Regions from separate parts of the Homo sapiens genome. Here region 1 is linked to region 2. Evidence: read pairs that join two places in POLR2A ChIA-PET (ENCODE). Cell type or tissue: GM12878. All regions are shown on one strand. Links, peaks and the distances in the headings refer to the core of each region. The heading gives the core; the rest is flanking DNA.

Region 1 (15,686 bases), core at 5,037-10,036, 290 kb before region 2:
CACACGCCAGAGCGCGGAGTAGTTCTCTCCAGAAGGGAAAACTGCCTTGGAATTGAGAGCCACATTCTCCCACCTCCGAGTCTGCCCAGAGGACCCGATCAAAGCTCTTGCCGCTCGCGTGCTGCATGGCCTCTCTAAGACCCCATCGCAGCCACCACCGTGTGTGAGCCCAGGTGTGTGTTGAGACCACTACTGCACAGGGAACCGGGCCACCCGAGGGCCTGGCACAGCCGAGGACGCTGCCGGCTGCCCGAATCGCGCTTCAGGCGGCCTGATCCCGGAAGCCCCCGGGCAAACCTGGCCCCACCGGGCATGGAACAGCAGGGTGAAGGGCCCGAATCCCGCCCCCTCCTCCTACCTGCAGCCCCCCATCTTTCCCCTCCTTTGCTCTTTCCTTTCCTAGAGATTCCCAGATCCAGCACTGCCTCCCGCAGGGAGCCCCAAAACCCGGAGAACTGGAATTCGCCGCCCGAAACCTGTTGAAGGCGCTGCAGGATTGGCGCGGCCCGCGCGAGCGGCACTGCGCATGTACCCAATGCGGGCAGTCCAGTCTCACGCTACACCTCCTTCCCACCGCCTTCCACTACTCGGCTCAGACACAACACGGCCGTGGGAAATTTCCTAAACCTCGCGAGAACGTGCCCCTGTTGCCTAAGCTTTCGCCCCAAATCTCGCGGAGCCAAGGCAGGACAGGTGTTTGCCTAGACCAGCTCCGGGCGCCGTTCGTGCAGCGCGTGCCCGGGAGGCGGGCGGCGGGCGGCGGGCGCGGGCGGGGTGGGAAGGGAGCGGCTTGCCGCGGAGGCGGGGCGGGAAGGCGCGTGGCTGGGAGCACGGGGCGGAGGGCGGCGGGGGAGGAGACCCGCGTCTCGCACACAACACGCACACGCCCTGTGACGCTGGATGGAAGACGAGGGGTGGGGAGCCTCGAACGGAGGAAGGGGAAGCCAGGAGGTTGGAAGTCGCTGCCGGTACGGAGAGTGAGAGGTCAGGCTCTAGGGCAGGAGGAGCCCCAGGCCGATCTCCCGGGGAGGTTTCCTGTCGCCCTCCACAAGCCTGGTACTTTCCTAAAACGTGTTAGACACCGCGCCCCCCGCCTCCGGGAGCTGACAGACAGCCTCCAGAGTCGGGTTTGAGTCATGCCTTGAGTCACCTAGTCTGGCCACTACTTCGCTTACTTTGAAACAAGTTCTGATTCCTTAGCTACTCTACTTTAGCAATTGGTTTCTTTTTTTTTTTTTTTTTTTTTTTTTGAGACGGAGTCTTGCTCTGTCGCCTAGGCTAGAGTGCAGTGGCGCGATCTCGGCTCACTGCAAGCTCCGCCTCCTGGATTCACGCCATTCTCCTGCCGCAGCCTCCTGAGTAGCTGGAACTACAGGCGCCCGCCACCACGCCCGGCTAATTTTTTCTATTTTTTAGTAGACGGAGTTTTACCATGTTAGTCAGGATGGTCTCGATCTCCTGACCTCGTGATCCGCCCGCCTCGGCCTCCCAAAGTGCTGGGATTACACGTGTGAGCCACCGCGCCTGGCAGCAATTGGTTGTTTTCTTTCTAATCTACCCGCTGGCCCTGTGAGCTGGGTAGAAAAATAAATAAATAAATAAATAAACAGCTCTGCGCTCTCGCCTTGTTGCCTTGTATAGATTCTTGCTCCCGTTTAAGGACACGATTTTTAAAATTTCTTGTCAGTCTCTTCTTAGCCTTTTGAAGTAATCTTACAAATCAGTTTCTGTTTTTTCCTCCCACTAATATGGCTTTTTTGCTTTCCGTCACCTTTCCGTATTTTTATTGCAATATTCCATTTTACGTATGGCTGCGGCAGGTGCTATAGTGACTACTGTTTTAAATGCAGCCCTTCCTTTTGGATCATTCATCCAATGAGTTCCTGATTACGTAAATTCTTCAATCAGCCACGTTTCAGATTGGCCCTGATGTGGTTTCTATACCAGCCTTAGCCTGGCATTATCTAGGAACCAGTGTCTTCCTGCTCACGTCACAGCCCCGCAAATGTAGAGTTGAATTGAATTTTGATATTTGGAGGACAGTGAGTTCTCTAATAGGAAACCCTGGTTTTTAAGTTGTTTTCAAGGTTTTAGGGGTGTGTGTGTGTGTGTGTGTGCGTGTGTGTGTGTTTGTGTTTGCCTATTGATTATATACACAAAAAAACAGACTTAAAACCATTTGGTGCAATATCTCAGTGCAAGTCTGGCTTGGAACAGGATAGCTCAGGAGGAGGACAAAGCCCTTGGGGCACATATTCCTTGGAGCTGTCATCCCAAGAAGGTATTTCAGTCATGGCCTAGTCCAGACCACTGATCTAATTTGGAATCATGGCCTTCTGAGAGCCCCAGCGACCTTGGGAAGCCATGGTAACCACAAAGGGAATAACAGCTCCCCCTTTTTGCCCTAAAACATGCTCCATCTGCAGCCCTCCCCCATCTCAGGAAAGGACAACTCCATTCTTCCACTTATGTCAAGAACCTTGGAGTCCTTGCCTCCTTTCTCACACCCAAGATACAATTGGACGGAAAATCCTATTGGCTCCACCTTCAGAATATACTCACATTCCAAATACTGTCACACCTCTTTAGCTACTAGCCTAGTCTAACCCATCTTATTTCCCACCTGGTTTAAGGAAGTTCCCTAACTGGTCCTCCCTTCTTCCGTTCTTGTCTTCCCGCAGTCTGTGCTAATAGAGCATTCTCAGTGGCCCTCTAGAACTCCTCCATGACTTTCCCATTTCACTATGAGGACTTAGACAATCTTGCCTACTGCCAAACCCCCCCTGATCTATCTGCCTTCACCTCCTCCTCTACCTCTCACTCTGTGGGCTCTCACCAGTTGCCTTCCTTACTGTTCCTGGGATGCCCCAAGCACACTTTCAGCTCCAAGCCTTTGCTTTTTCCACTACCTGGAATGCTCTTCCCTCATATACCTTATAGCTCATTCCCTCACTCCTTTCTTGTCTTTGCCTGATGTCACCTCCTCAGGGAGGCCTTCCCTGACACCCTTCCCAAGAGGGACTCCCATACTCCTTATCCCCCTTTCTGCTTGATTTTGTCCATGGCACCTATCATTAACTAACATAACATTTATCATACTTGTGTGTTGTGTTTACTATCTGCCTCCTTCCATTATAATGTAATATTAATAAGGGCAAGGACTTTTGTCTAGTTTGTTCATTATTCAAGCCTTAGCTGCTGGAACAATGCCTGCTGTATTATATTTGTAGAATGAATGGGGTGTCTTCCACTTTAGGGCAGAGTAAAAATGATTCTGAAGACTAAGCCTCCTAGGGTTCAAAACAATATTAGGACTAGACTAGCAGTGAGTACTAGCCTGCCTAGGGAGGAGAAAAAGGCATATGGAGCAACCACCTGTGTTGGTTTTTTGCAAAAAAAAAAAAAAAAAAAAAAAAAAAGTCGTCTGGGTTAGACCAGTAGATGAGGCTGCACTTAAGAGTTTCCTTTACTCTCCATTTTAGAACTTCAGGAAAAAAACAACAAAAACACCACTAGCCGGATATGTGTGTGTGTGTATATATATATATACACAATATGTGTATATATATATATGTGTATATATATATATATCAATATGTGTATATATATATCAATATGTGTATATATATATCAATATGTGTATATATATATTATATATATGAATGTATATATATGAATGTGTATATATATGAATATATACATGAATATATATATGAATATATATATGAATATATATGAATATATATGAATATATATATGAATATGTATATATGAATGTATATATGAATGTATATATGAATGTATATGAATGTATATATGAATGTATATATGAATGTATATATATGAATGTATATATGAATGTATATATATGAATGTATATATGAATGTATATATGAATATGTATATATGAATGTATATATATGAATATGTATATATGAATGTATATATGTGTATATGTATATATGAATGTGTATATATATGAATATATATATATATATATGTTGCGGGAAGTCAGGGACCCTGAACGGAGAGACTGGTTGGAGCCACTGCAGAGGAAGATAAATTGTGAAGATTTCATGGACATTTATCACTTCCCTAATAATACTCTTATAATTTCTTATGCCTGTCTTACTTTAATCTCTTAATCCTGTTATCTTCATAAGCTGAGGATGTACGTCACCTCAGGACCACTGTTGTACAAATTGATTGTAAAACGTGTGTTTGAACAATATGAAATCAGTGCACCTTGAAAAAGAACGGAATAACAACGATTTTAGGGAACAAGGGAAGACAACCATAAGGTCTGACTGCCTGCGGGGTGGGGCAAAAAAAGCCATATTTTTCTTCTTGCAGAGAGCCTATAAATGGACTTGCAAGTAGGAGAGATATTACTAAATTTTTTTCCTAGCAAGGAATATTGATAATCAATACTCTGGGAAAAGAATTGCATTCCTGGGGGGAGGTCTATAAACGGCTGCTCTGGGAGTGTCTGTCTTATGTGGTTGAAATAAGGACTCAAATATGCCCTGGTCCCCTGCAGTACCCTCAGGCTTATTAGGGTGGGGAAAAAATCCTGCCCTGGTAAATTTGAGGTCAGACCAGTTCTCTGCTCTCGAACCCTGTTTTCTGTTGTTTAAGATGTTTATCAAGAGAATACGTGCACAGCTGAACATAAACCCTCATCAGTAATTCTAATTTTGCCCTCTGCCTTGTGATCTTTGCTTTTGTCCTTGCCCTGTTTCCTCAGAAGCATGTGATCTTTGTTCTCCTTTTTGCCGTTTGAAGTATGTGATCTTTGTGAACTACTCCCTGTTCGTACACCCCCTCCCTTTTTGAAATCCTTAATAAAAACTTGCTGGTTTTGCAGCTCAGGTGGACATCACAGACCTACCAATATGTGATGTCACCCCCGGCGGCCCAGTTGTAAAATTCCTCTCTTTGTACTCTTTCTCTTTATTTCTCAGACCAGCCAACACTTAGGGAAAATAGAAAGAACTTACATTGAAATTTCATTACATTGAAATTGGGGGTGGGTTCCCCAGTATATACATACATATATATATATATATATATATATATTTTTTTTTTTTTTTTTTTTTTTTGAGACAGAGACTAGCTCTGTCACCCAGGCTGGTGTGCAGTGGCACGATCTCCGTGCTCTGCAACCTCCCCCTCCTGGGTTCAAGCAGTTCTCCTGCCTCAGCCTCCTGAGTAGCTGGGATTACAAGTGCCCACTACCACACCCGGCTAATTTTTGTATTTTTAGTGGAGACGGGGTTTCACCATGTTGGCCAGGATGTTCTCAAACTCTTGATCTCATGGTCTGCCCACCTCAGCCTCCCAAAATGTTGAGATTACAGGCGTGAGCCACCGCACCTGGCATAGATATCTTCATGAGCTGCTAGTGGGAGTGAAAATGGATATAACATCTATGGAAACTATATTAGTCTGTTCTTGCACTGCTATAAAGAAATACCTAAGACTGGGTAATAAAGAAAAGAGGTTTCATTGGCTCACGGTTCCGCAGACTGTACAGGAAGCATGACAGCATCTGCTTCTGGGGAGGCTTCAGGGAGCTTTTACTCATGGCAGACAGCAAAGCAGGAGCAGGCGACTTAGATGGGAGCAGCAGGACCAAGGCGGGGAAGGGAGGTGCCACATACTTTTAAATGACCGGATCTCACAAGAACTCACTCACTATCACAAGAACAGCACCAAGAAGAAAATCCACCCCCATGATCCAGTCACCTCCCACCAGGCCCCACCTCCAACACTGGGAGTTACAATTTGACCTAAGATTTGGGCGGAGACACAGATCCAAAGCATATCAGAAACCATTTGGCAAAATTTGTCACTACCTGTTCATCCTACAATTCCATTTCTAGAAGTTTATCCTATGAATATGCCCACACATGTAAAATTACCTATATTTTGCAGCATCACTGATGGTGGAAAAAAAAATACTGGTAACAAACATCAAGAGATGTCTTTTTTTTTAAATTATACATAGAATGAAAGAGTATATTTATTAATAAGCAGAGGCTGCTTTTTATGTACTTTTGCGGAAAGATCACAAAGTTTAAAAAACTGCAAAACAGTGATATATATATACTTATTTGCGTATATGTGTCTAAAATGTCTCTGGAAGGACACACTAGAAATTGTAAGAATGACTGCTTTCTTATAAAGGACTCTACAGCTGGATGATATAGGTGAGAGAGTGGCTTTCCTCACAGTCTATCTTGGATCCTTTGAATTTTGTACTATGTATATATATTTCCTATAAATATAAAACATAGAAAGGAGGGAAAAGAAAGAAATGGAATAAATGTGCAAGAAGACAAAAATTTACCAAATAAAATTGTTTCCTTCTACTTTAGTAGAATTATTTTTATTTATTTATTTTTTTGGGGACAAAGTTTCGCTCTTGATGCCCAGGCTGGAGTGCATTGGTGCAATCTTGTCTCACCACAACCTCTGCCTCCCAAGTTCAAGCAATTCTTCTACCTCAACCTCCCGAGTAGCTGGGATTACAGGTACATGCCACCATGCCCTGCTAATTTTTTTTTTTTTTTAAGAGACGGAGTTTTACTCTGTCACCCAGGCTGGAATGCAGTGGCATGATCTTGGCTCACTGCAAGTTCCGTCTCCTGGGTTCACGCCATTCTTCTGCCTCAGCCTCCTGAGTAGCTGGGACTACAGGCGCCCGCCACCACACCCAGCTAACTTTTTCTATTTTTTTTGGTAGAGACGGGGTTTCACTGTGTTAACCAGAATGGTCTCGATCTCCTGACCTCGTGATCCGCCTGCCTCAGTCTCCCAAAGTGCTGGGATTACAGGTGTGAGCCACCACACCTGGCCTTTTCTTTGTATTTTTAGTAGAGATGGCGTTTCTCCCTTTTGGTCAGGTTGATCTCAAACTCCCAACCTCAGGTGATCCGCCCACCTCGGCCTCCCAAAGTGCTAGGAGTACAGGCATGAGCCACTGCACCAGGCATAGAATTATTTTCTAATAGAAGTTATGGTTCCGGCTTGGTGGCTCATGCTTGTAATTCCAGCACTTTGGGAGGCTAAGACAGGCAGATCACTTGAGCCCAGGAGTTCAAGACCAGCCTGGACAATATAGTGAGACTCTGTCTCAACAAAAAATACAAAAATTAGCTGGGCATGGTGGCATATGCCTGTAATCCCAGCTACTCAGGAGGCTGAGGTGGGAGGATCACTTGAGACCCTGAAGTTGAGGCTGCAATGAGCTGTGATTGCACCACTGCACTCCAGCCTGGGCGAGACAGAGAGAGAACCTGTCATCTGTCATACACACAGAGAAAAAGTTACGTATGTGACCTATCATCTTAGTAGAATTAAAACAGCAGAACTGCCTCGTGGTTCATTCAAACAGCATGTTTAGATTACCTACCACTGCAGGTCAGGCATCATCTTGATATTTTACAAAAATAGACAGCACAAAGAACCCAGCCTCTAAGGACTCCCTGTCTAAAAGAATACACAGACCAGTTGCAGTGGAATTCTATGATAGGAAAGAGATAAAAGAGTTTAACAGCTTGGGGGTACAATGAAGGAAGACCTAACTCTTGCCTCATGGGCCCAGTCCTTGCAGAGATGACTTGGTAGCTGACTTACTGCAGTGGGAGTTCAGAAGACAAGAATAGGAGGAAGCATGACAAGCACAGGAAACAGCACGTTCAGGCTCTGAGGTGTGAAAGAGCATCTGCTATTCAGGGGAACTCCAGGTGGGGGGTTGATGTACATAGAATAGGGAAAGGCATTCTAAGCAGGGTCATAAGAAGGCCCTGGTGGCCGGGCATGGTGGCTCACACCTGTAATCCCAGCACTTTGGGAGGCCGAGGCAGGCGGATCACGAGGTCAGGAGATCGAGACCATCTTGGCTAACACAGTGAAACCCCGTTTCTACTAAAAATACAAAAAATTAGCCAGGCGTGGTGGCGGGTGCCTGCAGTCCCAGCTACTCAGGAGGCTGAGGCAGGAGAATGGCGTGAACCTGGGAGGCAGAGCTTGCAGTGAGCTGAGATCGTGCCACTGCACTCCAGCCTGGGTGACAGAGCGAGACTCTGTCTCAAAAAAAAATAAAATAAAATAAAATAAGAAGGCCCTGGTAGAGCTGTGGTCCTCAGAACTTAGTGGGCATCAAAATCAATTAAGGGCCTGAGTTCCACTCCCTAAGACGCTAAATGAGTAAATTTGGACTGAAGCATTTATAGCAGGTATTTATAACAGGGTGCTCAGAGATTCTGATGCAAATTGTCCATGAACTGAGCTTTAAGATTTTTTTTTTTTAAGACAGGATCTTGCTCTGTTGCTCAGGCTGGAGTGTGGTAGTGCAATCAAAGTTCATTGCAGCTTTGAACTCCTGGGCTCAAGAGATCCTCTCACCTTGGCCTCCCAAAATGCTAGTATTATAGGTGTGAGTCACTGCATGCAGGGAGAATCATTCTTTGATATAGAACTTGAGTATAACCTTTCTCTGGGACTTTCTCACTAAAGGGAGTAATGGCACATAGTTTCTTTTTTAAAAATCAATAAATGAAATATTTAAATAGTAAAAGGGATGAGTTTGGGAGTTCCTAGGTGTGTATCCAAAGGCATGTGAAGCAGCTAGTGGCTCATGAGAGGCGGACATTACAGTTTGCTGTGGTGGTTTAAACACAGTGACACTTTTTTTTTTTTTTGAGACCGAGTCTCTCTCTCTCACCCAGGCTGGGGTGCAGTGTCTCAATCTCGGCTCACTGCAACCTCCACCTCCTGGGTTCAAGCAATTCACCTGCCTCAGCCTCCCAAGTAGCTGGGATTACAGGTGCCTGCCACCATGCCTGGCTAATTTTTTTGTATTTTTAGTAGAGATAGGAATTGATCATGTTAGCCAGGCTGGTTTCCAACTCCTCACCTCAAGTGATCCTCCCACCTCGACCTCCCAAAGTGCTAGGATTACAGGCGTGAGCCACCGCGCCTGGCCCCACAGTGATGCATTTCAACATTGCTAGCTGTGTGATCTTAGACAAGTTTTTTAACTTGTCAGTGCCTCAGTTTCTTCACCTATAAAATGGAGATTGTAGCTTCTAATTCATAGGATCGTCAGAATTCAAAGTATTACTGTTTCAAGTACATAGAACAGTGCTATAACACAATTGTTATAGTAATATTAGTTTTTATCATTACTCAACAAGTCCATAACTTGCATTCATCTCATCAAAATTCTTGCAAAGCATGTCAAAATGGCTGTACTTCAAAAATCAACATCGGTTGGGCACAGTGGCTCATGCCTGTAATCCCAGCACTTGGGGACGCTGAGGCGGGCGGATCACGTGAGGTCAGGAGTTCAAGACAAGCCTGGCCAACATGGGGAAACCCTGTCTCTACTAAAAATATAAAAATTAGCCGGGTGCGTTGGCAGGCGCCTGTAATCCCAGCTACTCGGGAGGCTGAGGCAGGAGACTCACTTGAGCCCGGGAGGCGGAGGTTGCAGTGAGCCAAGATCGTGCCATTGCGCTCCAGCCTGGGTGACAGAGCAAGACTCTCTGTCTCAAAAAAAAAAAAAAAAAAAAGTTAAAACAGGCAAATACAGTCATAATTTTATCTTGATTGGTGTTAATTCATTTTTTTCTCATATCCCCACTCAGAAATGACAATATTATTTTTGTTATTTAATTTCCAAGAGGATCAGATGTACAAAATGTTTGGGAAACCCACTGTAGATAGCTGATAGGAGCTTCTGAGAATACAAAGCAAGGTTTCTTGTTATCAGATTGTGCAGGGGCTCTGGGCCTAAGACAGCCCTGCTGATAGCCCATGTTAGAAACTAGGAGCCGCTCACTCTACAAATGTTTAACTCATGTTTTTTTTGTTCATCTTTATGGTTCTCTTATATTCATAACATTATCCCTGTCATTTTCTACCACGTGTTCATCAAGGTTAATAAAATGTATAGGAAATTGAAAGAGTGCCAAGAAGGATTCCATCAGACTCTGCAATTCCATATAGAAAATAAGCTCGAACTCCAGGATTAAAAGAAATAGAACACTGAAAATGAATCACAGCTTCAGGAGAACTTGAGAAACAAAAATAAATATTCACCGTTTTCTGTCCAATTGTGTTTAATTTTTCACAGGATTTTTTGGCCCTGGCAATTTGAGTTTTTTGCAGGCCTGGGTTAAGTTTTGCTTAGCTTGTTAATATGTGCAGCAGTTCAAGAAGGTAAAGCAAGAAAATGAATGGGCCATTTACTCTAGTGATGTGGAACGTGAATGGAATCAAATGCACATTTGGTGAAAAGAATGTGTACAAATCTAATAATTTGTCAGAAGTTTTTGTAGCTAATGTAATTGGAGGAAAATGTTTCCATGTGTGATTGATAGATTTGTTCTTTTTATAACATGAACAAGTTAAAGCCAGTTAACACTACCTACACAAGAAATGACAACACCATATGAATAATAAAATTCCAGTTATCTATTTATAAGGGAATATACTTAAATTTTTATTTCCTAAACTTTGCCCGTTTGTCATGCATCATATATTGCAGTGGTTTTGGGTTCTGTAATAAGCCAATGTTAAACATCCATAGTTTTAAAAAAGCAGCTGTGGTATGAATGAAAGAACACTGAACTAGCTTCACCACTAGTACTTCTACCACAAACCAAATGCCCAACTTTGAGCAAGTTTATTTTTCCTCACCTGCAAAAGGGGAATATGAAACCTATTGCATAGGGTTGCTTTGATAATTAATTGAGGTATTACATAAAATAACTGGGTACATAGTAGGCACTCAATAAATTTCTTAGGAAATTATTTTACCCATACCCATGTTCAGTTTTGTTATCTGTTAGATGGACTAATAATACTGCCTTAGAGATTTGTTGCATGAATCAAATTAGATAATCGCAGGACACGGTGGCACAGGACACGGTGGCTCAGGCCTATAATCCCAGCTCTTTGGGAGGCCAAGGCAGGAGTATCGCTTATGCCCAGGAGTTTGAGACTAGCCTGGGCAACATAGGACAACCCCATATCTACAAAAAACACAAAAATTAGCCGGGAGTAGTGGCATGTGCCTGTAGTCCCAGCTACTCGAGAGGCTAAGCCCAGGAGGCCAAGGCTGCAAGTGAGCCATGATCGTGCCACTGCACTCCAGCCTGGGTGACAGCACAAGACTCTGTCTCAAAAAAAAAAAAAAAAAATTAGATAATTATGTGGATAATAAATTGAAAGAATCCTAAATAAAATAATGGTATTTAATTTTGGTTGGCATATTTGTTTTTAAAATTTTGACTGTGGTTACACAGGAAATCAATAGAACAGAAAAAAAGATCCCTTTATTTTCTTCTCTGGCCTATGTTACTATTAACCTTGAACACAGATGGCCTTTATCACTCTTTCAAAGAAAGCCTACCAGAAAGGTTTCACTCTTTGCATCTGTATTGCTTGGTGTCAGAGATAGTGTAATGATAAGCATCAACTTGTAGGTATAACTTTTGTGGCTAGCACCCTTGTCCAGACCACACTAAGGACTAAGAAGATCCACTTTGGAACCTGTTTATTTAAGCACTGACAAATAGTAGTATATCAAACAATTCACATCTTGTTAAGTACCTAGCTTTGTGAAAGACAGCTGACTAATAATCCCTTTGAACATCAAAAGCAAAGTTGTACATTGTCTCTTTCAATAGTTGCTGCTGTAATTAGGTTAACAATTTTTATTCTAATTAATTTTTTAAAATGTTATTGTCATTATCTCAACATGTGGGAATTTTTAAAAAGCACATTGTGAAATTACTGCAAGAAAAAAGTCTCTTAAGGTAATTTCTAATCATTCTATTAATAAATATTAAGTACATACTTTGTTTTATACAATAGGTCTGTCTGAAAAGTTTTATCTCAATCTAATAATGATGTATTTCATTTGTAAAATGCATTAGAGAAACTCTTTTTTTTTTTTGAGATGGAGTCTTGCTCTGTCACCCAGGCTGGAGGGCAGTGGCCCGATCTCGGCTCACTGCAAGCTCCGCCTCCCGGGCTCACGCCATTCTCCCGCCTCAGCCTCCCGACTAGCTGGGACTACAGGCGCCCGCCACCACGCCCGGCTAATTTTTTGTATTTTTAGTAGAGACGGGGTTTCACCATGTTAGCCAGGATGGTCTCCATCTCCTGACCTCATGATCCGCCTGCCCAGGCCTCCCACACTGCTAGGATTACAGGCGTGAGCCACCGCTCCAGGCCTAGAGAAACTCTATTTAAAGGAATCTTCAAGACTCCATGTTAGATATTATAACTCGTATTATCCTGTGCTTTTGCTACTTAAATTATTATTTTCATGACTAAATTCTGTCATGATTAGCATCCTATGGAAGGATGGTTAATAAATTATATTAAGGTATTGTTAATATTTCACTAATGGATAAAAACATTTCTCAAGATCTTAACTACAAATAATTTTTCATCTAAGTACTTTGGAAAAATTTAGACATTGATGCATGGTTTGTTTTTTTTCTTCCAGCTTTCCAAACATGTGGCCTAAATTTTACCCTCAGAATAACTTTTGACTTCAGTAAGAGTTATAAACTATCGTCTGGGAGAAGCATTTGGCTCCTACTTTTCTCAAGCCTAAAGTTCTCCAGAAATGTTCTTATGAAATGCAAATCTGATTTTCATCAGCAGTTTTACCTACGTAGCATCATATTTTCCTTCACCAGCAAACACTGAGTATTTTATTTTTAAATAGCATAGCTATATCTGTATTTGCATGATACTTTCCAACTTTCCGAAATAAGCAATGAAACACAGAATCTAGGCAAAAGAAAAAAAGATAATTTAAGAACTGAAAAATAACTTCTGAAAAACAGAGCACATACAGAAGTATTTAGTTTTATGCAATAGAGGGTTTTCAAAAGGTTGTATGCCTGTCTAACATGCAACAGCTTTCTAGTTAAAGGGATGCTGTGATGTATAATTTCCACAGTGACGGTAACTATGAGTCTGCACTGTCTCAAGCCCTCTCACAGACATCAATCATCTCAGTCAGTCCTCAGGACAATGCTGACAGTTGGTAATTTTATTCCTGTTTTTACAGATGTGCCTCGGAGGGTATGATTTACACAAGTCATACTCCTAGAAGTGGGATTTACGATTGTTAGTGAGTTCTTTATTTTTTTGGCTATAACAATTTAAATTATTTTTATTATTATAAACTGATAGAGAATATTTTATGTGAAGTACCCAGAGTATCAAATTATAATTTTAATAAACTATTTAAAGTTACAAAAATGATTTACGAAAGTATAAAATGATGAGAAATGCAACAAGATTTATTTTAAAATATATTTTAAATAGTTAATATATTTAATTTTTAAAAAATCCTACAAACAAGTAACAGTGAGTGGCTGAAAATGGGTGACCAAGACAGGGGCTACTGAATTTTAACCCATTTGAATTTTCTGACACATTTATTAATTAAAAAATAATTCTCAGCCGGGCACAGTGACTCATGCCTGTAATCCCAGCACTTTGGGAGGCTGAAGCGGGTGGATCAGGAGGTTAGGAGATTGAGACTATCCTGGCTAACAGGATGAAACCCCGCCTCTACTAAAAATACAAAAAATTGGCCGGGCATGGTGGCGGACACCTGTAGTCCCAGCTACTCGGGAGGCTGAGGCAGGAGAATGGCATGAACCTGGGAGGTGGAGGTTGCAGTGAGCGGAGATCGCGCCATTGCACTCCAGCCTGGGCATCAGAGTGACTTTGTCTCAAATAATAATAATAATAATAATAATAATAATTCTCCAAATAAATGATAAGAAAACTACAGACCAATACCTCTTATAATATTGACACAAAATCCTCAATAAAATACTGGCAAACGCTCGACAAACTAGAAATGGAAGGGAACTTTCTCAACCTGATAAAAGTCATCCATAGGAAACCTGCAGCCAACATCGTAAGAATGAAACAAGAATTTCCACTCTCACCAATTCTATTCAACATGGTATTGAAGGTTCTAGCCAGGACAATTAGGCAAGATAATGAAGTAAAAGACATCAGATTGGAAAGAAGGAAGTAAAAGTGTCTGTATCTTCAGATGACATGATCTTGTATATTGACATGATCTTAGGCATAGAAAATTTTAAGAACTCGCCCAGGTGCGGTGGCTTACATCTGTAATCCCAGCACTTTGGGAGGCTAGGTGGGTGGATCACCTGAGCTCAGGAGTTCGAGACCAGCCTGGCTAAAATGGTGAAACCCCATCTGTACTAAAAATATTAAAAAAAAAATTAGCCAAGGGCAGTGGCACACGCCTGTAGTCCCAGCTACTTGGGAGGCTGAGGCAGGTGAATCACTTGAACCCAGGAGGCGGAGGTTGCAGTGAGCTGAGATCATGCCATTGCACTCCAGCCTGGGTGACAAGAGTGAAACTCAGTCTCAGAAAAAAAAAAAAAAAAAAAAAAAGAAAAGAAAATTCTAAGAACTCCACTAAAAAATTATTATCTGTACCACTAACACATATATTCAGCCAAGTTGGAGAATACAAGATTAATATAAAAAAATTGTATTCTATATATTTTCAAGGAACCATCTGAAAATTAAACTAAGAAAACAATCCCATTTCCAATAGCATGAGTATTAAATATCCAGAGTATCAAATTAAATAAATAAAGTACTTAGGTATAAATTTTTAAAAAGAAGTGCAAGCTTTATGCTCTGAAATCTACAAAACATTGTTGAAAGAAATGTTAAAGGATCTAAATAAATGGAAAAACATCCCATGTTTATGGATCAAAAGGTATTATTATTAAGATGGCAACACTCACCAAATTATTCCACAGATTCAATGCAATCACTATCAAAATCCCAGTTGGCCACTTTGTAGAAACTGACAAGGACAGCCACAATTTTATGGAACCCACAATAGCCAAACAATCTTGAAAAAGAAGAACAGAGTTGGAGGACTGATATTTCCGCATTTCAAACTTTCTACAGAGCTACAGTAATCAAGACTGTGTGGTGCTGGATAAGGACAGACTTACAGATCAAATGAATAGAACTAAGAGTCCAGAAATAAGCCCTCACATTTAGGTCATTTGATTTTTGACTAGTGTCAAAAGAATTCAGTGGGAAAAGGAACAGTCTTTGCAACAAATGATGCTGGGAAAACTGAATATCTACATGCAAAAGAATGACATTGGGCCTGTAATTCACAACATATTAAAAAATTACCTTAGATCATAGCCCTAAATCTAAAAACCAAAGCTATAAAACTCATAGAAGACAGTATAGGGGTAAATCTTCATAATCTTGGATTAGCAATGATTTCTTAGATATGACACAAAAACCCAAGCAACAAATTAAAAAAATAGATAAATTGGACTTCATCAAAATTTAAAACTTTTGTGCTTCAAAGGACACTATCAAGAAAGTAAAAAAAAAAAAAATACAGAATGGGAGAAAATATTTGTAGATCAAATATATGTGAAATGGGTCTAGTATCGAGAATATATAAAGAATTCTTAAAACTGAATAATAAAAAGACAAATCGTTCAATTAAAAATGGGCAAAAGATCTGAATACATATTTCTCCAAAGATGTGCAAATGACCATTGATCACATGAAAAAATATTCAGTATCATTAGCCATCATGGAAAAAGCAAATCAAAACCACA
Region 2 (15,686 bases), core at 4,091-9,090:
TTCAGTCCCACGGGGCACAGATGCTGAGTCGGGAACCAGTGGACCCACCAGTGAGCTTGCTGTTATGAGACAAGGTGACCGCCCGGTCACGCCCAAGGGCTGGACCTCCCCAGGAACAGACTGGAGAGCCATTGGGGGATACGGGGAGAGCTCTGGGGCTGCAGCCCACTCGGGGCACTGCCTGGGCTGGAAGAATGGGCCACACATTCAGTACTGGAGGCCAGGAGGTCCAGCACGACACAGGCCACAAAAGGACGTCTCCCCAAAGACCAGCAGGCAGCAGCTGGCACACAGCCAGGGACCTTCATGGGACCAAGGAACCCACTGCTCTGCTGCCACGGCGGGGAAAGCCCCCTCGCTCCCCATATCCCTGCCTCCGCAGTGAGAGACAGAGCAAGCAGCAGCTCTCAGAGACACTGAGCGCTTTTCCTAAAGACCCAGCACTTTCTGCAGGGTTTAAAATATCAGCTCAAAGTTTAACTGGATTGGACATCTCATTTATCCTCCCATCCCACTAACTAGTGGGTGAGGCTCAGAAGAGAAAGACCAGATTAGTTCTAAGCAATATAGTGATCCTCCGTTTTCCCTTCGCATCCGATGTGCTGTAGGAGATATATTTGTACAGCCTGGTGACTATCAGTCCTTGGGACAGCAGGGCCAGCCTGGGGAGGGCCCCTGCGGCGGTGGCAGGGTGGGCTCTGCTGCTCTGCCTCCCTGGCAGGGCTCACTGCGGCAGAGTAGGGAGGCCTTGTGGCGAAGGTCCTGAGCAAGACGTGGGGTCTCCGTTCCACCAGGGGTGGGTGGGGGCCGGCCGGGATGGAGGAGAGATTCAGGAGTAGAGTGGGAGGCTGTCCCAAGCGCCTTAGGCCTCTAGGGAGCAGCGGCCTGCCAGGATGGTCTGGAAGGCACGTTCACCCAGGCCCGGAGGCCGGGTTCCCCTGGCCTGGCGGAGGTCCCCTGGGACGCCCCTTCCAGGGGAAGCTGCGATTCCTGTCTCCGCAGCCCTGAGCCTGAGAGCGGAGCGGAGCGGGCCGGCTTTGCGAATGGCGCTGCTGCCCCCTCCTGGGTGGCGCCCGGCAGGTGCTGCGTGCCTGGAGCGGCCTTGCCTGTAACCCTCAGGGTGAATCCCCCGAGGTCGGACTCCGCCGCCCCGACGCTGCCCCTCCTCTGCATCCGCACGTAAAATCACCCAGGCCCATCCCCTCTCTATATAAAATCACCCAGGACCATCCCTTCTCTATATAAAATCACCCAGGCCCATCCTCTCTCTATGTAAAATCACCAGGCCCGTCCCCTCACTATATAAAATCACCAGGCCCGTCCCCTCTCTATGTAAAATCACCCAGGCCCGTCCCCTCTCTATATAAAATCACCCAGGCCCGTCCCCTCTCTATATAAAATCACCCAGGCCCGTCCCCTCACTATATAAAATCACCCAGGCCCGTCCCCTCTCTATATAAAATCATCAGGCCCGTCCCCTCTCTATGTAAAATCACCCAGGCCCGTCCCCTCTCTATGTAAAATCACCCAGGCCCGTCCCCTCTCTGTGTAAAATCACCCAGGCCCGTCCCCTCTCTTTGGGCCACATCTCTCGCGTCTTCTCCGGCCGTTTGTGCGGTCTTTGTCCCTTACACAGCGGCGCTTGGTGACTAAGGATTACCTCTGTGGGCTCAGACAGGGTTGAAGGCCCTGGTTCCGCCCGCGCTGGCCGGTTCCTTAACCTCATGGAGCCTCAGGTGCTCACTGGTGAAATAGGTAGGACCTCGTAGGTTGCCACATCTTGGCACCAGGTGCCTGGCTATGTTGAGTGCTCAGAAAATGGGAGCCATGATTCTCTTTCCTTCTGGCCTCATTGAATTCTCTGAGCTCTGTCCATGCATGCTCAGGTTGGAGACTTTCCCCACCAATTTTCCGCCTATCCCTGCTGGGCAGCCAGGCTTTCCCAAACCACGGGGGGCGATTTTCTACACTCTGGGCACATGGCAAGGACCCGGGGACAGCTTGGGTTCCTGTCATGGACATCAAGCCTGCTCTTGTCTTCCTAGGTTTCTTGCCTTCCATTTTCTTCCGCCTTACTTTCCTTTCGTTTTCCTCTCCTTATTAACTCTGGCTACTGCGGAACTCTCTCCCACCTTCACACAAGCTTTCTTCCTGATCCCTGGTTCTAATTACTTTCCCCCACCGCTGCCCCCTGTCCCCAACCAGACTCTGCCTTCCAGCCCCATCATAACCTCCAGCTGGCAGGGGCCAAGGTCCCCAATGACCTCTTTGCCCTTCAGCCCAATGTTCACATCACAGATTTTTTTTGGACGGTTCTGCAGCATTTCGTGCATTTTTTTTTTTTTAAGACAGGGTTTCTCTCTGTTGCCCAGGCTGGAGGGCAGTGGTGCGATCTTGGCTCACTGCAACCTCTGTCTCCCTCCAGGGCTCAAGCCATCCTCCCACCTCAATCTCCTGAGTAGCTGGGACTACAGGTGAGCACCACCATGCCCAGCTTTTTTTTTTTTTTTTTTTTTGTAGATATGGGGATTCACCATTCACCATGTTGCCCAGGCTGGTCCCAAAATCCTGAGCACAAGTGACCCTCCTGCCTCAGCCTCCCAAAGCACTGGGATTATAGGCGTGAGCCATAGGTCTCCATTTAGTGCAATTAACACTTCTTTAATTTCTGTCTCCTTTGAAGTTCCTGGGGCCACTCCCAAGGCTTTTCTTAGGATTTTCTGTCCTGTCGTCCTCTGGTTCCTTGCTGGCTCCTTCTGATCCATCCCTACCACCCACAGGGCTCCCTCTTTGCCGTCTTCTTTTCATTCTCCACACTCACCTTAGGCCTGTGATCTCATCCACCCCCAGGACTCTCCAGTCTATCTCCAACTCAGATCCTCACTCCCTCTGTATCTGCCAGTGCAGGTGAACACCCATCATCTCCATGCGGATGGCCCAGAGACACTGCCAACTCCACAGGTCCAAAACTGGACTCATTATCTTTCTCCCCAAATTGTTTCTTCTACAGAAATTCGAGAGACATTTCTACTTCCTTTCTGTCTCATCCACCCCTCTCTCCATCCAACTGGTCTCAGCATTCTCTTGATTTCTTCTTATTGCTTAGAACCTGTCTTTCACTGCCACAGGCCCAGCAACAATAATAACAGCAATAATTTAGTGAGTCCTTACATGTACTGTCCTAAGCATTGTGCACACACGGCCTCATTCAATTCTTTTAGAAATATCATGGAAATAGGAAGGAACAGAGGCATCGAGAAGTTAAGTCACTTGCTCAGGTTCATATGGCTAATGAGTGACAAAGCCCAGATAGGCCCCCGGGTCTTGCTGATGGCACAGCCCTTGGCGTTCAGTACTGTTATGCAGCATTATTTCAGGATCTTATTCCTGGCATAAATTGTCACATCACCTCTTGGCCTAGTTTTCTTGACTTCAGTCTTTCCCTCTCTTCAGTATAGCTACCAATGAGATAATTATATTTGTTGTTTCCCAGTACTAAAATCCAATACTGAAATTCTCCTTAAACCCCATCAGTGGCTCTCTGCTGCTCTTTAAATAAAACCTGTACTCTGGAGCCTCTAATGCTCCTACTACCCTTTACCTGACCTATTTCCTAATTATCTTTCATGATCTGCAGGAAATTGTCCCTGGATCCCCAAGATGGGGTCAGGTGATTTATCAGTTAGGACTAGATTCAGTTACATGTAACAGCAATCCCAATTAATGGTTTGCTTAAAAGAGATAGTTAATTCATTCTCTGAACGTGTCTGGAATAGGCCATTCAGGGTTGGTATGGTGGCTACGTCGTATCACCAATGACCCAGGATCCTTTCCTCTTTCTGCTCCACCATTTCTAACATTGGCTTCTCCCTTTAATATCACCTCATGGCTGCAAGATGACTGCGGCAGCTCTATCACAATGACATTCCTAGCAGCAGGAAGGAGGAGAGGTGAAGGGCAAGATTATGTGTCCTTCAGTCTTGGCTTGGCTCCTTTCATAAGTTTTCCCAGAAGTTCCAACCAATGATTTCTGTTTATGTGTCTTTGCTCTCTCACAAGAGAAATTGTGCTGAACGTGCTGAGTTTTAGGATCCAATCAAGGATACTACATTTCATTTAGACTGTTTTCATTTTTAGTTACGTATCCTTTAATTATCTCTTAATATGATGATTTTGTAATATCACTTTCTATAAAGAGAATAGAAGGATAATTCAGTCTTCTTTCTAACATGGCAGATCAAACTTTGTTTTTAAGTTATTGAAAGTTAAAAAAATTTTTTTCAGCTTTACAGCTCACTTTCGGTACTAACATATACATGTTTAGAATTGTTGTTGACTTTGGGAAGACCTTTATGAATTTCTTTCACATATGAGCTGCAAATTTATGGTGTGTTTATAATTGTATGCACCACATTCTCAAATATATTTCTGGTGGGAAAAAGTCTTTCATTTGACTAGGCATTGAATATGAATGAGTCCTCTACTTACAGTTTTACATATCTGATAAGTGGAAGAGTTTTCTACAGACTACCTTGTGATTCCATACATCTTAAATCTTGTTTCTTCACTATCCGCATATTTTTGGTGCCAGACATTGTAGAATTATTTGCATCTCCATCCAATCTCTGATGCTGTGTGCCAGGCAAGTCAGCCTGTGGATGGTAGGAGTATTTCTGGAAGCCATTCCAACATCTGTACACCCAGCAATAACTGAATAACTGAGCTATATATGAAAAGGACTGCAGATCACCTAATGTATCTCATGAAATCCAAAGTAAATGTAGACCATCTCATCTTCCCACTAGTCAAATCTCCAAAATGACCATCGTCACTCCAGTGGCACCAATATGAGAAGTTGGAAAAAGTCAAGTTAATTAATAAAAAATAGTATTCTTTCTGGATTTTTTTATGTTTGTTTTATTTGTCAGCATTTCCAACTTTATAATTTGTAGTGATTTTTTTCTCATTGTCAATATTTTCATTCTTAATTTTATATTCATAGTTTGTATTATTTTTCCTAAAGAGGATCCAAAATGGCATCAGTTTCAGGCCCCAAGAAAAATGTACCCAGGCCAGGTGCAGTGGTTCACGCCTGTAATCCCAGCACTTTGGGAGGCCAAGGAAGGAGGACTGCTAGAGCGCAGGAGTTTGAGACCAGCCTGGGCAACACAGGGAGGCCTTGTCTCTACAAAAAATGTAAAAAACTAGCCGGGCATGGTGGCAGGCGCCTGTGGTCCCAGCTACTCAGGAGGCTAAGGTGGGAGGATTGCTTGAGCCAGGGAGGTGGAGGCTGAAGTTAGCCATGATTGTGCCACTGTACTACAGCCTGGGCGACAGAGTGAGACCCTATCTCTGAATGAATGAATGAATGAATGAATGAATAAATAGTCTTGAAAATGGATCCATTCTTGACTGAGAGAGTTTACCCCTCACAGACATCAGTGAAAAGCCACTAAAAGGGGGATCTTCAGAAAGAAGTTGAACCTAAAAAGAAGACGGGGGATACAAGAAACAATGAAATAAATATTAACTGAATAATAATCAAAAGCATACCTCATTGCCCTGGCTATGCAACATAGTATGGCCTTCTAGATCCTACGATCTCACCTTTGCTCACCGCCAGCTTTAACCGTCACCATCCCTACTCGCCACTTACTAGCAAGCAGCCCAGGAATATTTGCTAAATAAATCAATAGACAACAAACTGAGAGTTGAACTCAAACCTTTTGCTTTCTAGCCCTGTTGTTTCAACTAGTGCAGTCCACTTCCCTGCCTCAGCAGGCACGGTGGAGTAAGGACTGCACAGTCTTTTTCTGATGACTGGTCCTTTCCTTATGTCATCTTAGGGTATAGAAGACTCCATAGACATGGCTGGTGCCCTTCCCAAATCCCCTCAGCCTACCCTGGAAGTGGCCTCTGGAAAGTTCTACATCTCTTCTGCCTGAAGATGTTCCCTGATTGGCAGTGTACTTGGAAGTGCCCAGGAGTTAAGATGCCAAGATAAACCCTCAACCATTAAGAGCCAGCTTCCTTGTCCCTCAGTGGGACAATCACGGGCATATTCCACTGTTCCTCCTCTTAGAGGGTCCCCAGCAGGATTGAGGTCCAGTCGCTCAGGGTCATCTCCCCACTGAGTTGCTTCCTGGGCTCGCCGCTCGACTAAACTGTTTGCACTCAAATCCTTATCTCAGTGTCTGCTGAGATGACACAGGGCCATTATTCCAATCACTGCCTGTGCTGACACAGCAGTGTAGGTGTGGAAGGTGCAAGATTGGACCGATTTTTTCTTTGACCCCAGGATACAGTTCTGGAAGACAGTGGTTTGGGGAAAAAAAAGACATTCCTGAAATATGTGAATTCTGACAGAATAAATCTTTCTCCTAAAAGTTTCAGATGCGTCAGCCTCTATGCTGCAACACTGAAAGAGGAGCGTCTTAAAAGCAGAAGAGTTGAGGGGCAAATTCAGAGGGAGAGGAGCATTGAAAAATGCAATCTTGGCTACCAGACGTTTTGCTGGAGTGAATAACATAGGAAAGTGCTTCTCTGGCTAATGCATTGGTCAGTGTCTTCCGTTTCACGTGGTCTGTGAGCTAGGGAGGCTGTCAGAGACTCTTAGGCTGTGACCAGCTTCCAGGGAGCTTAGGAAACCTGCTTCTGGTGCCTATATAGATCCTGAGTATTTGAACACAGCTGGGACCACTTCAGGCTGTCCCTATTCTCTGATTCATCAATGCAGAGGCAGGGATACTGGAAAGAAGTCTCATCTCCAAGAAAGGAGACCAGAGTGGTCTTCATCATTGCCTGGTTTGCATCCTGCTCATCCTGGGGAGAAAGACTACTGCTCAACCTCTCCCTAGACCCTTCCCAGGGCCCTGGAAGCTGGGTCAACTGGCCAGAAGCAAACCATTCCTGCAGGAGACACCACCCTTAGGGGTAGGAGCTCAGCCAGATGCTTGGCAGCTTCCCAGATTGTAAATATCTCTGCATTTTATAGGAGGCTTCAGACTCCAAATTATAGCGATGAAAAAGGAGAATCTTGAAAGCAGAACAGTTTATACACAGATCCAGATAGAGAGGAAAGGAGAGTCCACCTCTGGACTTGGTTGTCTGGTGAAAGGGAGGCAGACTCGTGAAGAGGTTTCCAGAGATGACGGAAGTATGCAGATGGTAAAGCCATCAGGGAGAGGCAGTGCCGGGATCAGCACAATGGGTGCCCTTGTGCACTGTTTGGGGATTTTTGTGTTTGTATGTTTGCAATCCCTGTCCCCCCTACAACCCCAAGCTGGGATCTGCTAAGAAAAAGAACCTGGCTTGCAGCAGCATTCTTCAGCTCCACTTGAAAGTTTGAAAAACCCCTGGATAGGAAAATAACCTCAGGGAGCCAAGTCTTTCTGCACTTGGCGAAGCCCTAGACCTAAAATACACATATGAACACTTCACTTTGAAAGGCCTGCAGTATTCATATCTGAGTCATCTGAAAACAAATAAAAAGAGACCTAAACAAACAAACCTAATTGTGCACGGAAACACAGCCAGGTTTCCAGCCTGGCTTCTCCTCTGTTTTTATTAGTCAAGAGCCAATATATGAGGCTTTCGTGGCATCCAAAACAAGCAAAAATATTAAAAACAAATTGCCAAGGCTTCTCCCTCTTCCCTCCTTCCTTTATGATGCACTGCACAAGCCAAGTTCTCGACTTTTCTGCATTGGCTTTCGAACCTCTTTCATTTAGTCCTGATAGACAGCTGCCTGCTTACCCGGCTGTCCAGGGGAAACAGCAACCCTGGGTGACGGTGACATCCGTAAACATCAGCACTTACTGGACACTTTGATGAAATTTAAGGAGATGTGTTTCAGGTCTTGAAATGTTATTGTTTTTACCATTAATCAAGGCAACCGGTTTGAGAACTAAGCCTGCCGACCCGAGTTCACTTAGGACAGACCTGCTCATTGCCCTCTGCCAGCATCCTACCAGCTGCCTTTCTTTTCTTCTTCTTATTTATTTCACCATTACATACACATTCCACTGTAACAGGCATCCTTTGCTGTTGCCAAACCATTTTCCTTTCTGGTAATATCATCCTTTTTTTTTTTTTTTAAAGTCCATGTAGTTTGGTTGGAGTCTGCCTTAACCCACCCTGCTTCAGGAGTGTGTGATCAAGGCCTGGCCAATTGGAGGCACCCATATTGGTGTAGGGATGGACACTAAATCCAATTTGGGCTATTGAGATGCAAACCTGGAACTTTTAAAAAGACTTCTGGGAAAGAAGCACACATTCCCCCAGGGATGTGTCTAGCTGGCAGAATGTAAGTCTGGGGCTGCTGGTGGTCATGTTGAACCAGAGATGAGTGAGGGAGAGGGATAAGAACTCATATGACATCATCTGAGCACCTGGATCCAGCCATGACTGAAGACTGATCTATCTTGGACTTTTCTATAATACAAATAAAACCCCCATTTTGTTTAAGCCACTTGTAGTTGAGTTGCTCTATCTTGCAACTGAAAGAGTCCACACACACACACACACACACACACATACACAAGCACCCCTTCAAATGACATGTGTACTTACATTTTTTTGCAACTTCCAACTGGACTACTACTCTTTCTTTTAACTTCTGGGGATTATCTTCTCAAAAGGAAGATTTTTGTTTGCTTGTTTGTTTTCGGTGAAATGCAATTTCAGTGAAATGTCACAGAGAAGTCCAGAAGATCATCTACTTTAGTCCTGAATCCTGGGAGAAAAATTGCCTCTGTCCCTTGCAGTGTGGTAAAAGATGAATGAATTCTCTCACCTAGCTTGCTTTTGATACGAAGAACAAAATAATGTAGTCATGACTGAGGAATTTCTTTGCACTCCACGGCTTGTTCTGATTCCAGGCATCCTACTCTGTGAGGCCAAAGGGACATCTGAGTGCCGAGATTAGTCTAGATCGAAAGCATGTGAAAGGCAACAACAACATCCCTGCCAAACAAAACCAAGGTAATAAATGACATACAGACATTTGGGGGGAACAATGGAAACTGTACGGCCACTGTTTTTTCTTTCTTGTTCTATGTGCCGTGAATAGGTGAAGGCTTGGCCTGTTTTATCCTCCTGTTAGCTAACTAGAAAAGGCACTTATGGTAATGTTACCAGAAGAGGTCCCAGTGTAGACCCCAAAAGAGGGTTCCTGAACAAATTTGGGAGCTGGGTGCAGTGGCTAATGCCTGTAATCCCAGCACTTTGGGAGGCCAAGGTGGGCAGATAACTTCAGTCCAGGATTTCAAGACCAGCCTGGCCAACATGACCCGTCTCCACTAAAGATACAAAAATTAGCCAGGAGTGGCAGTGGGCGCCTGTAACCGCAGCTACTTGGGAGGCTGAGGCAGGGAGAATTGCTTGAACCTGGAGGTGGAGGTTGCAGTGAGCCGAGATCACGACACTGTGCTCCAGCCTAGGCGACAGCAAGATTTCATCTCAAAAAAAAAAAAAAAAAGAAAGAATTTGGGGCGGGTCCATAGAGTAAAGTGAAAGCACGTTTATTAAGAAAGCAAACAGATAATGGCTACTCCATAGGCAGAGCAGTGGTGTGGGCTGCTTGACTGAGTATACTTATGGTTATTTCTTCATTATATACTAAACAAGGGGTGGATTACTCATGAGTTTTCTGGGGAAGGAGTGGGCAAGTCCTGGAACTGAGTGTTCTTCTCCGTTTTAGACCATATAGGGTAACTTCCTGATGTTGCCATGGCATTTGTAAACTGTCGTGACATTCGTGGGTGTGTCTTTTGCTTGCTAAGGCATTATAATTGGCATATAATAAGCAGTGAGGACAACCAGAGGTCATTTTTGTCACTGCACTCCAGCCTGGGCAACAGATTGAGACCCTGCCTCAAAAAAAAAAAAAAAAAAAAAAATTAGTCCTTCCTGTTGCTCTTGCACAAAATTCAACATGCTTGATTTTAGACATAGTTGTAAACGGAAGAAGATGGAGAAAATTTTTACTCCAAAACATCTTCTTGGGGAGAACGCTGGAATAAACAATTTGATAAATTGTTTTGGGTGACAGGAGGCAAGAGATAAGATCTCAAAGTGCCTGATTGAATAGCACAAGATGGTTCCAACCCTGACTTCTAAGCAGGGTGGATCTAATTTTGTAAATTGGAGAAGAAATGTTTTGATGTGGGGGAGCCAGGAGAGAGCTGCTTTGCTTTGCATAACAGAGAGGAGAGGGGTGTACTTCTGAAGGAGGTTCTGGGAAGGGGAGAGAGGGAACTATTGAAGGTGGGGCTCCTCCAAGAGAGAGTTCGGACACCTTTACTTTGGAAGAACAGAAACATCTGACTGGTTGTTTGACCCGATGGCCCATTGATGTGCTGGGTACCATATTACCTTTTCTTGTTTCCCCTGCGAAGCTGCCCATAAAGTCTATATTGCTTACAGACACATTTGTCTGATGCGGAACTCTAAAGAGAAGGATTTCTGTGTGCAAGTTGAAACGGGCAAAAGCAGAGAAAACACATGCAAATACAAATCTGAAGTTCAAGTTGACTTCTGGGTTCTATTTACCTGCATGCCCCTCCCAGTGGATGATAAAACTCCTGGGAGTAAGGGTCTATTTTTGCTTGTTTCAAAATTCATTGCACCTGGTACAATGCCTGGCATGTAGCAGACACCCAGCACCTCTATGATGAATACATGAATGAATGAATTAATCTCTAGGAGAAATCAATGAATTAATGGCATGACTTGCAGGGAAACATCTGCAACAAACATGGCTCTGGGCTGGCCTTGACAAATGAAGACGCCCAGAGAATTTCACCCCAAAATATGGCATCCTGGTATGATGAATATTTCAAATTCAAGGCCATTGGAGACCAGTGGATGCTGGAGGAGGCTTTTCCCTTAGCTGCATGAAGACTTGACCCACCAAGTGGAACAATTGCTTCCCGTCCCATCCCTGAAATCTCATTATCTATCAAGAAACAAAGACTGAGTAATGTAACAACAACTGGACAGACCTTTTTATAAGATAATATCTGTCTCTCAGGTTTGTTTAGATTCCAAACAGAATAATTTACAATTGAATTTCAGTCTCCTGGGTCCATTCATTCTCCCTAATAATCATTTACTGCTCCTCAAAAGAATTACCAACATTTCCCATCTCCCCCCTTCCTTATGGAGAAAGTTATATAAGAATCTGGACCACATGGAGATACTGAGTAATATTCTGCAATTCCCTCATGCTGTGCACATTAAAATAAATTTTGTATGTCTTTTCTCCTATTAATCTGCCTTCTTTGTCAGTTGATTTTCAGCAGGCCTCAAGAGAGTGAAAGGGAAGTTTCCCCTTGGTCCCTATGCTAGCTTTGGCCAATGGAACATTAGCAAACAGGCTTGAAAAGTATCTTGAGGCTCACTCCCTCAGAACCTGGTGACCTCCAGATGAACAAGCTTGAGATGGCCTGCCTGATGATGAGAGACACAGACACCAGCCAAGCCATCTGTGTCACCCCAGCTGATGTCAAGCCAATGGCCAGACATCTGCAGGAGGCCCTCCTAGACCATCTAGCTCCAGGTGAGTCCATCCAGACCAGAACTGTCCAGCCGTCCCACAGAATTGTGTGAAAGAATAAATGTTTGTGCTTTTAGCCACTGATATGGTTTGGCTATGTCCCCACCCACATCTCATCTTGAATTCCCATGTGTTGTGGGAGGCACCTGGTGGGAGGTAATTGAATCACGGGGGCAGATCTTTCCTGTGCTGTTCTCATGATAGCAAATAAGTCTCATGAGAGCTGACGGTTATTGTAAGGGGGAGGTTTCCTGTACAAGCTCTCTTTGCCTGCTGCCATCCACGTAAGACGTGACTTGCTCTTCCTTGCCTTCCACCATGATTGTGAGGCTTCCCCAGCCATGTGGAAGTGTAAGTCCAATTAAACCTCTTTCTTTTGTAAATTGCCCAGTCTTGGGTATGTCTTTATCAGCAGTGTGAAAATGGACTAACGCAGCCACTAAGTTTTGGGGTGGTTTGTTATCCAGTAGAAACTGACTACACCATGATCCCATTTTATTGGTAAGGAAACGAAGGCTTAGAGAGGTGGAGACAATTGCTTCGAGTCATGCCTATTTAAATGGTGGGTCTGTCTCATGCCAGCCTCTGGTCCCTTGCTAGTGTAGCCCTGTGCCTTCTCTTCATAGAAAGAACTAGTTTCAAGATCAAGGTAAGAGCTTGTTCACTCACACTGGGGGACCTATGATTAGAACAGGCCGGACAGCATTGCTGTCTGGAGACTAAAGTGCTGGGTAGGAACCTAAAATTCCTGACTCCAAGTGGCTCTCAAACCTAGCTGCATATTAGCAGCATTGGGTTTTTTAAAAAAAATCCCGATGGCCAGGTCACACTCCAAACCAAATAAATCAGAATCTCTGAGGGTTAGACTCAGTATTTTTAAAACTCCCCTGTTAATTTCAACAAGCAGCCAAACTTGAGAATTAGTGTCTTAAACACTTCTAAATGGAGAAGTTGGTTGGGGTTGGAGAAACTGGAGCTATTAAACCAGAAAAGTCCCCTACAGGATAGACATAGTGACTGTCTCCAAGGATTTGAGGGAGGGGCCTCCCAAGGAAGAGGGACCAGGAATAACAGCATCATTGATTCAATGAATATACATTATGTGCTCAGCTCTGCATTATTATTTCCTCCCTCAAGGATAGCAGAAGTGACAATTATGTAGATGCAGAATCGCAATCACACCGTGACTAATATTATGGTTATATGTTCCAGGTAATAGTAGCAGCATGGAAAAGGCAGAGATTGCTCTTTCTAGCCGGGGCCAGAAAAGGAGGCACTGGTAGTCTTGCAGGAATGAGGAGAACTCTGTGTTCATTAATTAGTGCTGCCCATGAAGGGACCAGGCACTCCAAGTATCCTAGTCAGCTCAGCCTGCTATAACAGAATACCATAGACTGTGTGGCTTAAACAACAAACATTAGTTTCTCACAATTCTGGAGGCTGGGAAGTCCAAGATCAAGGTGCCTGCTGATTCAGTTTTCTGGTAAGGACTCTCTTTCTGGCTTGCAGATGACCACCTTCTTGCTGTGTCCTCACATGTCAGAGAGAGAAGGTCTCCTTCTTTTCTTATAAGGGCACTAATTTCAGAATAGGGGTTCCACTCTCATGACTTCATGTAAACCTAATTACCTCCCAAAGACCCCACCTTTTAACATCATCACAGTCATTGGGGATTAGAGCTTCAATATATGACTTTGGGGGATGCACATTCATCCCATAGCACCAGCAGGCAGGTTGTGGCCTGGCACTGGAGGGTGAAGCAGAGAGGCTGGTCAACCCAGGAAGCTGGGAGGTTGTAGAGGAGAATCTAACACTGAGAATAGGAGGGTGAAGTGGATAGAGGGGGAATAACAACCCCCACAGCCCCTTTGTATCTCTCAAGATATTGGGTACCTGAGTTTGGGGAGGAGTTGGGCCTTCTGGTGGGAGCTAAGTGACTGCAGCTATGAGGGCAGGGAGGCATCTGGTCTTTTTAATGAGGGTGCTATTTGGACCTCTGTACAAGAATTGCAAGTCCTGATCTCACAGCAGTAGCTGCTGAGCCTTCTAGCACTTTCTTTTTCCAAGTATAGTCGTGGACTGGAAGTATTGACCTCAACTGTGGGCTTCCTAGAAGGGCAGAATCTTGGGCCCACCCAAAATTACTCAATCAGAATCTGCACTTCAACAAGAGCCCCAGATAAATCTAGGCACATGAAAGTTTGAGAAGCACTGCTCGAGTACCCTCTACCCACCAGTGGGATCACTATATATACTATATATCCAGCCAATACATGCTCTAGAACCCAGAGTGCCCTCTGTGTATTGAGCCAAGCCAGCCCTGGTTTGGGGGGTAGCAGCCAGCAGAAATTGTCAGCCAGGCCACATCAGGGGCGTGTTAGAGGATACAAAAATGTATGGAGCAGGACTGAAGGTTAAGGGCAGGGAGTCTGCAGCAGGAGTTCCCTTGAGGTCAAGAGTGCTTTGAGATGGTCAAGAATAGAGTTCCTGACTCCTCTCTTCCATCCTTGAAGGCTTTTACTAAATAATGTTTACAATCCATGCATGTTGGCCAAACTGCTAGCTACAGCTTTGCCTCCTGACAACTTTTCTTCCCTTCATTTGTGAGAGGCAAGGAATTATGGATTCAAAGCGGGCCGTGGCTACCAGACCTTTGATCTTCTGGGTCTCAAGTGGTCAGAGAGTCCCAGAAGGCTCCACACACAAGCCCCTGGGCACCTCAGGGAAAGGCAGATGTGTCTCTCATGCATGCCGGTCATCCCATCTGCTAATGACTTCCCTCCTTCCTAATGGTCTTCTCTTTGCCTCAGAATCCACAGCAAGTTGCATTCCTGACTGGAGATGTCAGGGGGACCTCGTGTGAACTGCCAGCACTGAATCGTTTCTGAGGTTGGAAGAAATAGTTGGGAGGCTGCCCTCACCTTCCAGCTTGGAACTGGGCTGAATGCAGTCCTATGGCTCACTCCGCAGGCCACCCGCTTGGCTGGGACACAGCTTTGGCAAGCCTTGCTCCTGGCAGGCTGGACTCATGAGAACCCTGGCATTTCAGAGCGTGTGTCAGGGCATGTGGAAGGAGAATGCAGTGTGGTCACAGGGTAAGCCAAGACCGGGGAGATGGCCTGCATGATAAGAGGGGAAGTGGACCCAAGGGGGTTGGGAGTCAGAATTTCTGAACCCTGAAATCATCTCTGTGAGGCACTGGGGAGTGTCAACTCTGAGGATGATGAGGGGAACTGTGGGCCCTACGTTGCCCCCCCAAAGCCAATGACAAGCATTTGGCTCAGTGATATGAGCTGATCGATGATTCAGCCAACATCTCCTCCTCCAGGAAGATTTCTCGGGTTACCCCATTAGCTTTTCTGCTGGTAACTGCCACTAAGACTCCCACCCCAGGAAGGGATGATCTCCGCTAAGTTATTTCTGCCACTAAATTCTTCCCATGAGATCCTGTCAAAAATTATGGAAACTGAAGCTTAAACAAGAGAGGGCTTTTCACCTACTGCTTGAGCTGAGAGTTCCCACCTCCCTGGCAGAATGCCATGTGACACAGAACCTTTGAACCCATGTCTCGAAAATGGTACCAGAGGCCATGAACCTCCCTCAGAATGACATTTTCCAGGCTTCTTGTCCTCTCATAGTACAGATCCAAGTGCCTGTTGGTCCCTAAGAGGGGAGGAAAACTTCCGTCTGCCCAAACTAAGACCCTGTTCTTTTCTTGACCCATGGGAGTATTCACGGCCTGTAGGAGAAACCCATTCAGCAAGTGATTCACTGGCCCATTGATCCATTGATCTGCTGATCTATTGCTTGCATGCAAAGCCCCATTCCACCTGCTGGGCTTGTCCCCCTGCCTCATATAAGACACAGCTAATGCATTTCTAAAGCCTGGGTTTGCTGGTCTTAAATGACACCATATGGTGGTCACAACATCCTGGCCCAGGCTAAGTCCTGGTCATAGTTTTTCCTCTGACATTAGGAGTGAAAAGTCCAGGCTCTCCGTCCCTCTGCTACGGATGTCCCCTCAATCTCCTGTGGGCAAAGAAAGGGCAAGGGCACAAGTACTTCCAAGAAACAAACAATGATTTCCAGTTGTGATGCTGCATAAATACAGATTGAGGAAGGAAAAGGT

Evidence for each region. ChIA-PET counts read pairs that join two places held together with the same protein. Peaks named below come from ENCODE experiments on the same cell type or tissue, not always from the same donor. Only the 100,000 strongest peaks of a DNase experiment are listed, where the experiment ranks them.
Region 1: POLR2A ChIA-PET joins it to region 2 with 5 read pairs; 5 of 35 experiments call an interaction of 5 or more read pairs at or near these places.

Annotation. Positions count from the first base shown.
Region 1 is chr4:26,304,561-26,320,246 of GRCh38, reverse strand. It overlaps a transcript of RBPJ not described here. Among named protein-coding and RNA genes, the nearest start is that of RBPJ, 8.6 kb to the left of the region's middle. RefSeq lists enhancers at 10-59, 1,150-1,199, 7,604-7,793 and a silencer at 660-929. In GM12878, for the core only: no CTCF peak of the experiment used is centred there; a DNase peak (open chromatin) is centred at 7,686; H3K27ac peaks cover 832 bases.
Region 2 is chr4:26,014,293-26,029,978 of GRCh38, reverse strand. LOC124900689 (a long non-coding RNA gene) reads right to left here and starts at 8,782. Exons shown (of 2, transcript XR_007058093.1): 1 at 8,572-8,782; 2 at 4,898-5,484. RefSeq lists enhancers at 1-13, 14-595. In GM12878, for the core only: no CTCF peak of the experiment used is centred there; no DNase peak of the experiment used is centred there.